3 separate regions of the Homo sapiens genome follow, and regions 1 and 3 are each linked to region 2. A link is a contact called in ENCODE Hi-C data. All regions are on one chromosome and are shown on one strand. Each heading gives the region's core, a stretch centred on a gene start or an enhancer-like site at or near the end of the contact. The rest is flanking DNA. Distances are from core to core; before and after follow the strand shown.

The links. Hi-C counts contacts between places; a loop is a spot of excess contacts on that map. Pooled maps may share reads with other maps.
Region 1: a pooled map shows a loop between it and region 2 (4-fold over the local background). The contact joins the enhancer-like site here to the promoter of FOXB1 in region 2. A Hi-C loop is called at or near these places in 2 of 37 single-sample maps with no recorded cell type and 4 of 50 pooled maps.
Region 3: a pooled map shows a loop between it and region 2 (4-fold over the local background). The contact joins the promoter of GTF2A2 here to the promoter of FOXB1 in region 2. A Hi-C loop is called at or near these places in 5 of 50 pooled maps.

What each region holds. Positions count from the first base shown.
Region 1 is chr15:59,530,717-59,534,752 of GRCh38, reverse strand. No RefSeq gene overlaps it. Among named protein-coding and RNA genes, the nearest start is that of GCNT3, 79 kb to the left of the region's middle. RefSeq lists an enhancer at 1-266. Within about 2 kb of position 1,837, at least 3 of the 41 ENCODE cell types and tissues checked have a DNase peak (open chromatin) inside an H3K27ac peak, as active enhancers do.
Region 2 is chr15:60,001,836-60,005,998 of GRCh38, reverse strand. It overlaps FOXB1 (forkhead box B1), which reads right to left and starts at 1,688. Exons shown (of 2, transcript NM_012182.3): 1 at 1,356-1,688; 2 at 1-1,092. The coding sequence starts at 1,035. The coding sequence ends at 58. RefSeq lists an enhancer at 1,492-2,007.
Region 3 is chr15:59,655,741-59,659,356 of GRCh38, reverse strand. It overlaps GTF2A2 (general transcription factor IIA subunit 2), which reads left to right and starts at 1,842. Exons shown (of 5, transcript NM_004492.3): 1 at 1,842-1,951. It overlaps BNIP2 (BCL2 interacting protein 2), which reads left to right. Exons shown (of 10, transcript NM_004330.4): 10 at 1-211. RefSeq lists an enhancer at 1,806-2,035.

The DNA.
Region 1 (4,036 bases), core at 588-3,087, 470 kb after region 2:
AATAAACAGCCATGTTGCTCACACAAAGCCTGTTTGGTGGTCTCTTCACATGGACGCGTATGAAAACTAGCATTCCATATAGTTTCATACCATTTGCGGATTCACTGATGTTTCAAGTAGAAACAACACCGTCAGCCAGTTGCTGTAGTTTATGCCTGTAATCCCAGCGTTTTGGGAAGCCAAGGCAGGCAGATCACCTGAGGTCAGGAGTTCGAGACCAGCCTGACCAACATGGTGAAACCCCCATCTCTACTAAAAATACAAAACTAGCCAGGCATGGTGGCGCATGCCTGTAATCCGAGCTACTAGGGAGGCTGAGGCAGGAGAATCGCTTGAATCCAGGAGGTAGAGGTTGCAGTGAACCAAGATCATGCCATTCACTTCAGCCTGGGCAACAAGAATGAAATTCTGTCTCAAAAAAAAAAGACAGAAAAGAAAGAAAGAAAGAGAGAACATCCTCAAATAGAAACAATACCACCTACCTCTATGTTTTAATACATTTTCAGTAATAATATTTATTCAACAATACATATTAATTTCCTATTAACTATTGGTTTCTTTCTAGATATTAGAATACAGTTTATATTCTGAGAGGGATTAAGGGCCCAGAGTCGGGGAACTCACATTGTAAAGAGGGAAACTGCTTACCACAACCAAGCATTTTCAATGAGGAAAATCTGAAAATAATGAGGAGGCTTGATCCAAAGGGCCAAGCTACCTAAAATTACAATGGGCAGTGGGGATCTACTAGAAAAAGGTGTCACAGAGACACCTTAGAAACATGGCAGGAGGGATGATGAAAGAGAGGAGGGATTTTCAGGTTGAAATGAAAGACTTTTTTTTGTTTGTTTTTTTGTTTTGAGACAGAGTCTTGCTCTGTCGCCCAGGCTGGAGTGCAGTGGCCCAATCTCAGCTCACTGCAACCTCTGCCTCCTGGATTCAAGTGATTCTTCTGCCTTAGCCTTCTGAGTAGCTGGGATTACAGGTGCACATCACCGTGTCCAGCTAATTTTTGTATTTTTAGTAGAGATGGGGCTTCACCATGTTGGCCAGGCCTATCTTGAATTCCTGACCTCAAGTGATCCGCCCGCATCTGCCTCCTAAAGTTCTGGGATTACAGATGTGAGCCATTGGGCCCGACCTGAAATGAATGACTTTACACACGAATGCAATAATGTTAACTCCCATTCCCTTCTTACTGTCTGTCTTTCTTCTTTGCAGCTCTAAAGGTCAATGAAATGCAGACCTAAGAGAGTATGCAAAGAAAGCAAAGGTTTGACACAGGACTTCCTTCCCAGAAATTTTAGGACTAGAGTAAGGCTGTGCTAGGAAACTCACCAGACCTGGAGCCAAAGGAGCTGGGTATTCAGCCTTGCTTCACTGGCTATGTGACCTTGACCAAACTTTCTTGATATTTCATTTTTCTATTTGTAAAATGGAAGCTGTAATTTCTCTTTTTTCTTTAATTTCTTTTTGTTTCCCTAAGGTCTAAGATGGCTGCTAAGAAATAGTAATTTCCTACCCAGTGGGTAGGAAAGTGTCTGACACATAAATATTAAGCAAAATATTTACGCTTATTCACATATTCAATTAAAATTCATAACTTCAGTTTCTTCATCGGAGGATGAGAATAGTAATGGTAACACAGGGTTATTATAAGGGAGGTAAAGTGGTTTATCAATTACAAAGTCCCGTACATGTATCAGGTCATCATTATTTAAGACATGGGAGGTTGGCAGGGGTCGGTGCGGGGCAGCAGGTTCTCAAAAATTTAGCTTAATGCGCCACCTAGGGATAGACTACAGTTCTGCATTAGTTTTAGAAAAAGCTGAAATGAGGTGAAACTGAAATGATTTCTGCTTCCTGAATTTTATGAAGTCAGGCATATCTAGACCCTCTAGCTTTCAAAACACCTGTTTAAAAGAGGTCTGTAACAAAATTTATCTTTCACGTTGCCCAGAAACGACATGTGGAAGAAAAAATGTGCATGAGAGCACTTTGCGTGGAGACATTCTCAATAAATGATTAATTCAGTGGTCCCCCATATTTTTACCTTTCTTTTGTTTCTTTTTCTTTCTCAGAGATTTTTTTCTTTCTTTCTTTTTTTAGAGACAGGGTCTCACTATGTTTCCCAGGCTGGTCTCCTCCCTCAAGCAATCCTCCTCCCACCTCACCCTCCCAAAGTGCTGGGATTACAGGCGTGAGCCACTACACCCTGTCCCCCTGCCTTTTTTTTAGTGTTTTACCCCCAAACATAGACGTTTTACAAAGATCAGTTAATAACAGCGCATTAATCGATTTATCAATTTATTCTATTTCTCCTTTTTTTTGAAATAGGGTCTCACTCTGTCACCCAGGCTGGAGTGCAGTGGCACGATCCTGGCTCACGGCAACCTCCACCTCCCAGGTTCAAACAATTTTCCTGCCTCAGCCTGCCAAGTAGCTGGGATTACCAGCGCCCTCTGCCACACCCAGCTAATTTTTGTATTTTTAGTAGAGACGGGGTTTCACCATGTTGGCCAGGGTGGTCGTGAACTCCTGAACTCAACTGATCTGCCCTTCCAAAGTGCTGGGATTACAGGCATAAGCCACCACACCCGGCCTCTATTTCTCATTAATCAGAGACTTTAACCCATCTGGAACTATCGTTAAGTGATCTAATGGGTGTGGGACGCACTATAAAGAGCTGTCATAATATGAGACAACATAAGGACACCTGAGACCTTAGTTAACCTGCAAGTGCTTTCACGATTAGCACCTGACTTCTCATAGATATTTTTTTAAATATTGGGGAAAATGTAATCCTGCCTTCAAGTAGATCACAGTTTAGGGAGAAGACACCCATGTGTAGTTAATGGAAACAATAGTTTTGAAATTTACTAATTTGCTGGTGTCCCTTGCATTTCCTTGTCCTCCCCCTGACTTGCCCCGTCTTCTGCAGAGGCATCCATTTGCCCAAGAGGGAACTAGGACTGTTACAACAGGAACTCAAAGAGGACGCAGTCCATATTCAGTTTTGAAATTCAGAATAGATACCTGGAAAGCACAGAAAGACGATAGTCTTAAAAGCCAGGCTTTGTCATGAAAGAATTTTCTAAGTTCCTTTGGCTCCTAGAACTGTGTCAGAGTCACTAACTCTAAGCCTAAGTCAGATGACAAACTCACTTCCATGATGCAGAAGGAATACTCCTGCTACCATTAAGGGACTTAAGGCTCCCTCATCCCCCTAGAAAGGAAGAAATGACAGCGAGAAGGCCACCCTAGAGAGGAAGCAGAAATAGAAAGCCGGTTCTCTTTTTCACACAAGTGGAGTGTGGGGAGGAGAAAGGAACGTTGACAAACGTGTTCTCCCTTTTCTTCCTCTTGAGGTGAAACTCTGCAGTGGACAAACTGGTAAAAATGCCCAGGTAGGCTGGAGGTAGCTGAGAACCTTGTAGGAGGAAGAGGGAAGGTGAAGACTTACTAAAGACACCCGGCATTTGGTCCCGCCCAACATGGTTTGGGCAGCAGCACAGCAGCTGCTAGACAGGTAAACTCTAGGCCAGAGGGTTCCTGGGTGAGGCCAGAGGAAGTGATGGACCAGCAGGTGCCTGTGGCAAGGACAAGGGTCTGCTCTGTCCAGGACTTGTTCGCGGACACAGGGATGAGCACCTAGCACAATGTCGGGTACTCAAAAAGCCTTAGCTAGCCCTAGAGGGTATTGGTTTATTAGAACACGAGAGCCACACAGCACCAAAGGAAAAGCAGATAGGTGCTATGGAGAAACAGTGTGATAGCTACAGAAGCAAATTACTCTCCTTAAGCATTACGTCAGTTAGGGTCCATTCAAGAAAACAGAATCCTCCCTAGGTATTCCAAACACAGATAATTTAATAAAGGGAATTGGTCACCCACATTATGGAAACTGAGAAGCCAACCAGGAGATAATGAGTCATCCAGAGATTATAAGAGCAGGAAGCCCCTATTAGCCACGTGGCTGAAAGGACAACACATTGGCAACTAGATGGACATTGAATGCCTGAATCATAAATAGGCT
Region 2 (4,163 bases), core at 439-2,938:
GGGAAGGCGAGTGAGGTGGTGGGGAGGAGAACGAGAGGGGGCGTGGGCTCCTGCGGGTCAGTGCACCGCCACCGAGTGCAAGGCGGAGGCCGGGCTGGTGAGCGTTTCGCTGGGGGTGGCGGGGCTGCTTTGGCTGGTGGCTGTTTGCGAGGACGTGGGGCTGAGCGAGGGCGGCGAGTTCGAGAGCAAGGTGGGGATGGGCGCTGGCAGCGCAGGCAGCGCGGGCACGGCGGCCGGCGTGGGCTTAATGGGCACGGGGATGGCGGGCAGCGTTTGGCCCGCCGCGTGGCACAGCGGCTTCAACGGCACGCCGTAGGCGCTGTAGTCGCCACTCGCCATGGAGATGGGGGTGGCCGAGTCGATCATGCCGGCGGAGCCATACACGTGTGGCCAGCCGGTGCCCAGCGAGCTGCCCATGGTAGTCAACTGGTTGGGGAGCGGGTAGGCAGCGGGCACCGGCTGCATGGCGGAGAAGGCCAGCCCCCCAGGCATCTTGTATTCCCGCGCGATGATGTTCTCGATGGCGAAGGGGTGCTTGAAGCCCGAGGGCTGCGCCACGCCGCCCAAGTTGTAGGCGGCGGCGGGCATCTGTGGCAGGTGCGTGCCCGAGGCCGCCAGCGCGCTGAGCCGCAGCTTGGCCTGCTGCTGCAGGTACTGCGCCGCGTCGGCTGGCTTGCTGGGCGCCAGGTGGTCGGACTTAAGCACCTTGAAGCGCTTGCGGCGCCGCAGGAAGCTGCCGTTCTCGAACATGTCCCCGCAGCTTGGGTGCAGCGCCCAGAAGCTGCCCTTGCCTGGCTGGTCCGGCCGCCGCGGGATCTTGATGAAGCAGTCGTTGAAGGAGAGGTTGTGGCGCAGACTGTTCTGCCAGCGCTGCGTGTTCTCCCTGTAGTAGGGGAAGCGGTCCATGATGAACTTGTAGATCTCGCTCAGCGGCAGCATCTTCTCGGGAGAGCTCTGGATGGCCATAGCGGTCAGCGAGATGTACGAGTAGGGCGGCTTCTGGTCGCTGTACGTGTTGCGGCCGGGCCGAGGCATCTTCTTCCTCGCCCTCTTCTTGCTCTGGGTCCGCGCGGGCCGGCGGACTGCTCGGATCTGGGAAGGGGGTGGGTAATAGGGAAAGGTAGCATGGATGCACAGAGACACCGGCGGGGTCAGCCAGACCGAGTAACAGACTTCGGGGGTCGGGGGTGGGGCCTGCGGCGCTCGATCAGCCAGCGCCCGGACTCTTTCGCCAGCAACTTTGCGGGCTTAGTGGGCGCGGGAGGGGAAGCCGGCGAACGGCGCGAGGATAGCCGGGAAGTAAGTCGGTACTGGGGCCAGAATAGGGGGCAGGGACGGAACAGAGAGCTGCTCACCTTAAAGTTGCTTCAAGTTGCGCGTCCGCATCCGGGAGGACGCCGCTGCGCGCCGCTTCTCTCTCGGCGCGCACTCGACGCGCACTCCGCGCGCAGCGTCCGGGTCCGGTTGGACTCGGCGCGAACCTGGGCTCTTGAGCTCAGCCCCGCAGCGTCCCGTGCCGCCCGGTCCGCGACGCTCCTGGAGCGTCCTGCGGGCGGCCGAGCTCGGCTGCGGAGTCCCGGCGCGGATGGTGGCAGCGACGTGTTAGGGCTCCGGAGGGCGCTGCTGTGGGCTCCGCGTCTCCGCTGAGCTAGGTGGCTGCCTCCATGTCCTCCCTCGAACCATCTGATAGTTTTAAGCGGTGACAGGAGCAGAAAAGACCCCTGTAGCGGCGCTTCATTAATGTGCCACTTCTTAGCTATCATATGACAATCGCCTTGGGAGGAGGAGGAAGAGGAGGGGGAGCGGGGGCTGCAGAGGGAGGGGACTGAGCGAGAAGGGAGAGCCCGGCCAGCTCTGGTTTCTTTCACACCTATTTACATGGACACCTTGGCCAATAGGAATCACTTCCAGCTCAAGACTGGGCGAGGGGGAAGAGCCTCGGCCACTGGGCAGGCAGCTGGACGCGCCGGCCGGTGTGCGCCGTGTGAAGGTATGAGGAAGCGGCCGCCGCGGAAGAGGGAGCCAGGCGACCACTCACGTTCACAGATGGAGCAGCCGCGCGGATGATGTTTGACATGGAAATTGCTTGGCTGGGGTATTCTGTTTCCTCTGCGTTGTATCCGGTTTGTATCGTTAGGTAACTTTAGGCACGGCTTTCCCCTGAAGCCGACCCTTTTCCTGCGCTTAGCACTACCCGGGGTTGGTTGCATGGGTTATAATAATGAAAACACACCCTTGCCCCCCAGTCCCCGGAGAGTTAGGTCGAAATTTGACTTGACTTTCCTATGCAGCTGCTTCAGCTTTGTATAGTTAGTGTGTAGCTTTGAAAAAGTGATGGGGTTTACAAATACTTTCAAAATGTGATTGGACATCCCCATGTAAGAACCCATTTTGAATGTAACTGTATTGACCAAATTTTTAAAAATTAAAATAGTGTATCTGGGCGAAGAGTCCAGGTATTTGCTTTAAAAGTCCTCCGGGAATTTGGTTGGACACAGGATGGAGGCTCAGGAGCTGTTGGGGCAAATGTTGTGCGGACCTGGGGAGGGCCTGAGTTTGTTTGACACAGTTTATCACCAGGTAAGCCTCAGGGGCTCTCGCTTTTCCCAGGTGGTTTGAAACTTTAGGACTCAGGCACATCCTGGAAGTTTTCATTTTACACCCGGAACTCCCCTTCCCAGCCCTCCCACCCCCCCAACCTCCCACCCCCCATCCCCCAACTGCCGCTTTTTTTGGTATGGAGAACTTATTTAGGATTTAGAGTGTAGCAAAAGCCGCCTGCGATCCCACTAAGACAGCAGTATCTTCTACAACTTGGGGAAAGAACCATAGAGTTTTCCTTCTTGGGGAGCGGGGAATGTGCCTTGGGTCACTCCGCCTGGTGCGAGCAGCAGGCTCCCTTCGGTTCGGATTCGCCTTGGAAGGGTTAAATGAATCATTATTATTATTATCATTATCCTCATCGTCGTCGCTGCCGTCATCATCATCATCATCAAATTGCTATGAAATAAATAGTGAGTCGACCCCGCCTGCATGCACGCACTCTATAAGTACACACCAGGAGTTCCCACGGGTTTCTGCACATTCTCCGACCTTTAAGGTTTTTAAAAGACATTCATTTTACTGCGTTGTTAAAAACTCAATACTTACAGCCCACACAGAATCATCTTCAAAGTCCAGAAATGGGAGAACTTTTTTTTTCCCTAGACGTGGTGATCGTAGAGAATTCTGGGTGTTAAGTTTCAACACTTTAAGTGATATTAGAGCATTATTAGTGGAGCTGTTTGGGGTTAGCATAAAAAAGATCTTTCAGCGCGCGAATGCACACACACACAAACACACACACACACAACTTCATTAACTACAGTTTCGGAGGCGGTCAATAACTCACCAAAACGTAACTTAAACACGATGAATTTAGGAGATTAAACAATTTCATTAATATTGAAATGGCTCTGGCTCTGGGCTGCCTCGGTTGAGATGCAAGCGCACGTTTTTCAATATTAACAGAAGTGCTTGAAGAAAAGAATAATGTCACCTTCTTAATTCGGAAAAAATAACTGGGAGGAGGAGATGGGTGCGAGGGGCTGGGGGAGGGATGTTGACCTGTCTCTGGGGGTATGGCTCGAGAAGGGCAGATAAATGTATTGCCCTTCTCAGCAGATAAACCACTTGGACTCGGGTGGAACCTCTGCCAAGCTTTGGCCGGAGGCAGCCGTACTCATCCCAGCTACTCGCGCTTCAGGTCATAACGAGGTGCGGCGTTTGGGGGGTTACTTTGTGCGGCCAGATTCGGATCGAAGGTCCTGGGGAGGAAGGAGCTGGGGAGTCCAAAGAGCTGGGGAGCTTGGGAGATCCGTGATGAGGAATAGTGGGCAAGGCTTGTGTTTCCCAGAATGGAAAGGCGCTGGTCCACAGCTTTCCTGCTCCCGAGTACAGCTGGCCTCGGTACAAAACAGTTACTGTGGGCAAGGCAGGAGCGCTCCTGCTGTGGAAGGGTACCAGCATAGACTCCCCCAGGAATTTTTAGGATCCTCTTAGTAAATATGTGCATCCGTTCATACTGATACGTAGACCGATAAAATATCGTGGGCGGCTGGAATTGGGATGTAGATAGGAGTGAAAGCTCTGCTCCGTTCCCCCAGTGACAGCCAGGAAGATTC
Region 3 (3,616 bases), core at 593-3,092, 350 kb after region 2:
GCCCAGCCGAGTACTGTCAGAAATTCAGTTCTGATGTCTGTGTGTGCAAGATATTAATGTGGTCCCTGTAAGAAATACCAGAGTTGGTCATGATTTACTAAGGAGATGTAATATTTTCTTTGACCTGTTAGGAATATAACTTGTGTCTTGATTTGTTGCACATCATATTTTTTGCAACATTAATGAATTTAAATAAATTAATTGGAACGTTCGTCTTTGTCTTTTTATCACATTTTTCTTTCATTATGCTACTAAATTTTTGCTTTGAATTATCCTATAAACCTCTTAAATAATTTCAGACCTTTACACTTGTTTCCCTTTCTATAGTCTAAGTGCTTCTATTCTTTGGGGATTAGAGAGTTCAGCCTGCTTTATTTTAACATCAAAACAATAATGAAACTTTGTGTTTCATAGTTGAGATTTTTTTTTAATTAATGGGGAATCCAAGGATGAAACCATGAGTGGCTTAAAATGAAAACATGGCTTTTTTTTTTTTTTTTTTTTTTTGAGACAGTTTCGCTCTTGTTGCCCAGGCTGGAGTGCAATGGCGCCATCTTGGCTCACCGCAACCTCCGCCTCCCAGGTTCAAGCAATTCTCCTGCCTCCGCCTCCCGAGTAGCTGGGATTACAGGCATGCACCAACACGCCCAGCGAAATTTTTTTTGTATTTTAGTAGAGACGGGGTTTCTCCACGTTGAGGCTGGTCTCGAATTCCTGACCTCAGGTGATTCGCTCACCTCGGCCTCCCAAAGTGCTGGGATTACAGGCATGAGCCACCGCCCCTGGCCGAAAACATGGCTTAAATAAGAAGAACTTGTTTAGTTCATAGACCTGCTCAGAGGTTCCAGCTGATACCACTTGGTGTTTTTTGTGGTTTTGTTGTTGTTGTTTTGCACATACTCTTTAATCACTATTCAGCTATTTTGTAGGATAAACTGCTCTACACATGACTGCTGGGTTTAAGCCAGTTAGTGTACCATGCACCCTGACACCTAAAACAATTTGTGATTTTGCAAACTTGAAATTTATAGTGAAGTATTTATCTTGCATATTAGATGCAAATTTTAAATATAACTTCTCCCAAATTAAAGTTCTTCATGAACTGGTCACAAACTAAAAACTTTGCCTGCAGCCCTGTTTCGAGGGGTAAAGAAGATACCCTGCTTACCCTGCTATAATTTTTTTTTTTTTTTTTTTTTTTGAGACGGAGTTTCGCTCTTGTTTCCCAGGCTGGAGTGCAATGGCGCGATCTCAGCTGACTGCAACCTCCGCCTCCCAGGTACAAGCCATTCTCCTGTCTCAGCCTCCCAAGTAGCTCGAATTACAGGCATGCGCCACCACGCCTGCCTAATTTTTTGTATTTAGTAGAGACAGGATTTCACCATATTATGCTGGTCGCGAACTCCTGACCTCCGGTGATCGACCCGCCTCAGCCTCCCAAAGTGCTGGGATTAAGGCGTGCGCCACCGCGCCCGGCCCCTGCTATAATCTTTTCAGAATTCGTCTGCAAGGTCTTCAACACTGTTACCCTGAACACACTTCCGGCATGAAATATGAATGCCCTACATTTCTTAAATTGTGCATCTAACAATGGAGAAGATTAGTCTCTAAAAATTATAATTCCCTTAGGAACGATTTAGTAAACCTGGTGAATTACTCGAGCAGAGCGCCTGTCCACCACTTTAAGGCTTCAAGCTCCAGCCCGACGCCCCTCCTTCCCTCTCCACGCCCTTCCCTGACAAGGCTTGAGTGGCGGGCGAGAGCAGGGCTGGGCGGGGCCTCCCGTCCCTCGGGCGGGGTGTCACTTCCAGGTTCCGCGAGCACTTCCGGGTCGTCAGCTCAGTTCTGCGGTTTCTGCGGCGGCTGGAGAGGTGGTCGGAGAAGTAGGAACCTCCTGCCGGGCTCGTGGCGGCTTCTGTCCGCTCCGCGGAGGGAAGCGCCTTCCCCACAGGTAGTGGGTTAGGGAGGGCAGGGTTAGGGAGGGAAGCAGGGCCGCGCTCCCTGCCGCCCCCCCGGAGTCGGAGTGCGTTGGTGGGGTAGTCTCTGAGGGCCCTTCGCTCCTGGGATCTGCCCGTTACCGACCGTTGCCGGCAAGGCCCCGCGGCCGGCACCGGAGAAGGGCGGCGAGGCGGCGGTGATGGTCGCGTCCCGTGGCGGGAGGCTCGTCGTTCACGGGGCGCCCACAGAACCCACCTAGGGGAGGTCTTCAGCCCACCACCGTATTTTCAGCCAGGTGAATGTCTTAAAGCATCCACTAGCGCCCTGTGAGTTTTGCCGAATTTCGGAGAGCATTTTTTAAATGTCTCATTCCTGTGCTTTGTAGCTTGTTGTTTGAAGTCTGCCTTCCAACTTTCTTCGTGCGAACTCCGACAAAAGGAACGAATTTTAAACTTGGTGGTTTAATCAAAAAATGCTAGGACGAGTTACTTCCGAATTTGACTTCTAATTTTCTGAACTGCAAAACAAGAAGGGAACAATAAATTTCTGTGGCTGATACCACATCTAAAAGATTAGAACACTTAACAAGGAATTTTTAAAGAATGTAAGAACATTGAAATCAGCACTTTTAACAAACGTTTAACGCAGGGCTATTTTCTAGATAAACTCAAAAATTTGTCAAATGGGACACGATGCACGATTCTGTATTCCTACTCTGTGGAGTTTTTATCTACCTATTGGGACTTCTTGCCCTTTTTAACCCCCTCTCCCCTCCCACACGCATATTATACTTACTGATATTTGCCTTCGTTTACTGAACAGATTTTTTTTTGGCTCCTATTGTGTGCCAGGTACTGTTCTAGACGCCTATTTTACTTAAGTGAACAAAATAAAAAGCTTTGCCCTCATGGAGCTTACATTCTATTAGAGGATGCAGAAAATAAAATATATAATGGTGTTAGAAAGTGATGGTGCCATCAAAAAAAAAAAGAGAAATATAAAGGAGTACGGGAAAGTTCCAGAGTGGAGGTGGGAACTGGTATTTTAAAGATGACGGTGGTCAGTTTGAGCCTCATTTAGTAGGTGTTATTTGAGCAAAGACTTGAAGGAATTAAGAAAATTTGCTAAGTAAATATCAGGAAGAGCATTCAGGCAGATAGGAAAGCCAATACAAATGCTTTTAGGCCTGTCATGTTTGAGGAATAGCAAGGAAGCCAGTGTATCTGGAGAGGGATGAGCAAGAGTTTTGGGGGTGGAGGGACAAGAAGATAAAGTCAAAGAGATCATGGTAGCCGGATCATTGTAAAGGCTGATAGAAGCCATGGGAGATTTTGAATAGAGGAGAGGTATGTTGTAACTGAAGTTTTAGAAGATCACCCTGGCTGTGAGTTGTGATTAGAGTGTAGGGGTGAGTGTAGAAGCAGGGAAATCATTTAGGAGATTTTTGCAGTAATCCAGATGACGAGAGTGGCCCAGGTCAGGGTGATAACCGTAGGGATGGTGAGAAGTGGTTGGATTCTGAATGCATTTTGAAGGTAGGCCTTACAGTATTTGCTAGGAATTGGATATGGAGAGTGAGATAGAGGGAGTGGAGGATGAAATCAAAGGTTTTGCCCAAGCTCGTAGAAGTATGGAGTTCTTTAAGCCACGATGCAAAAGATAACAAATAGAGATGTTG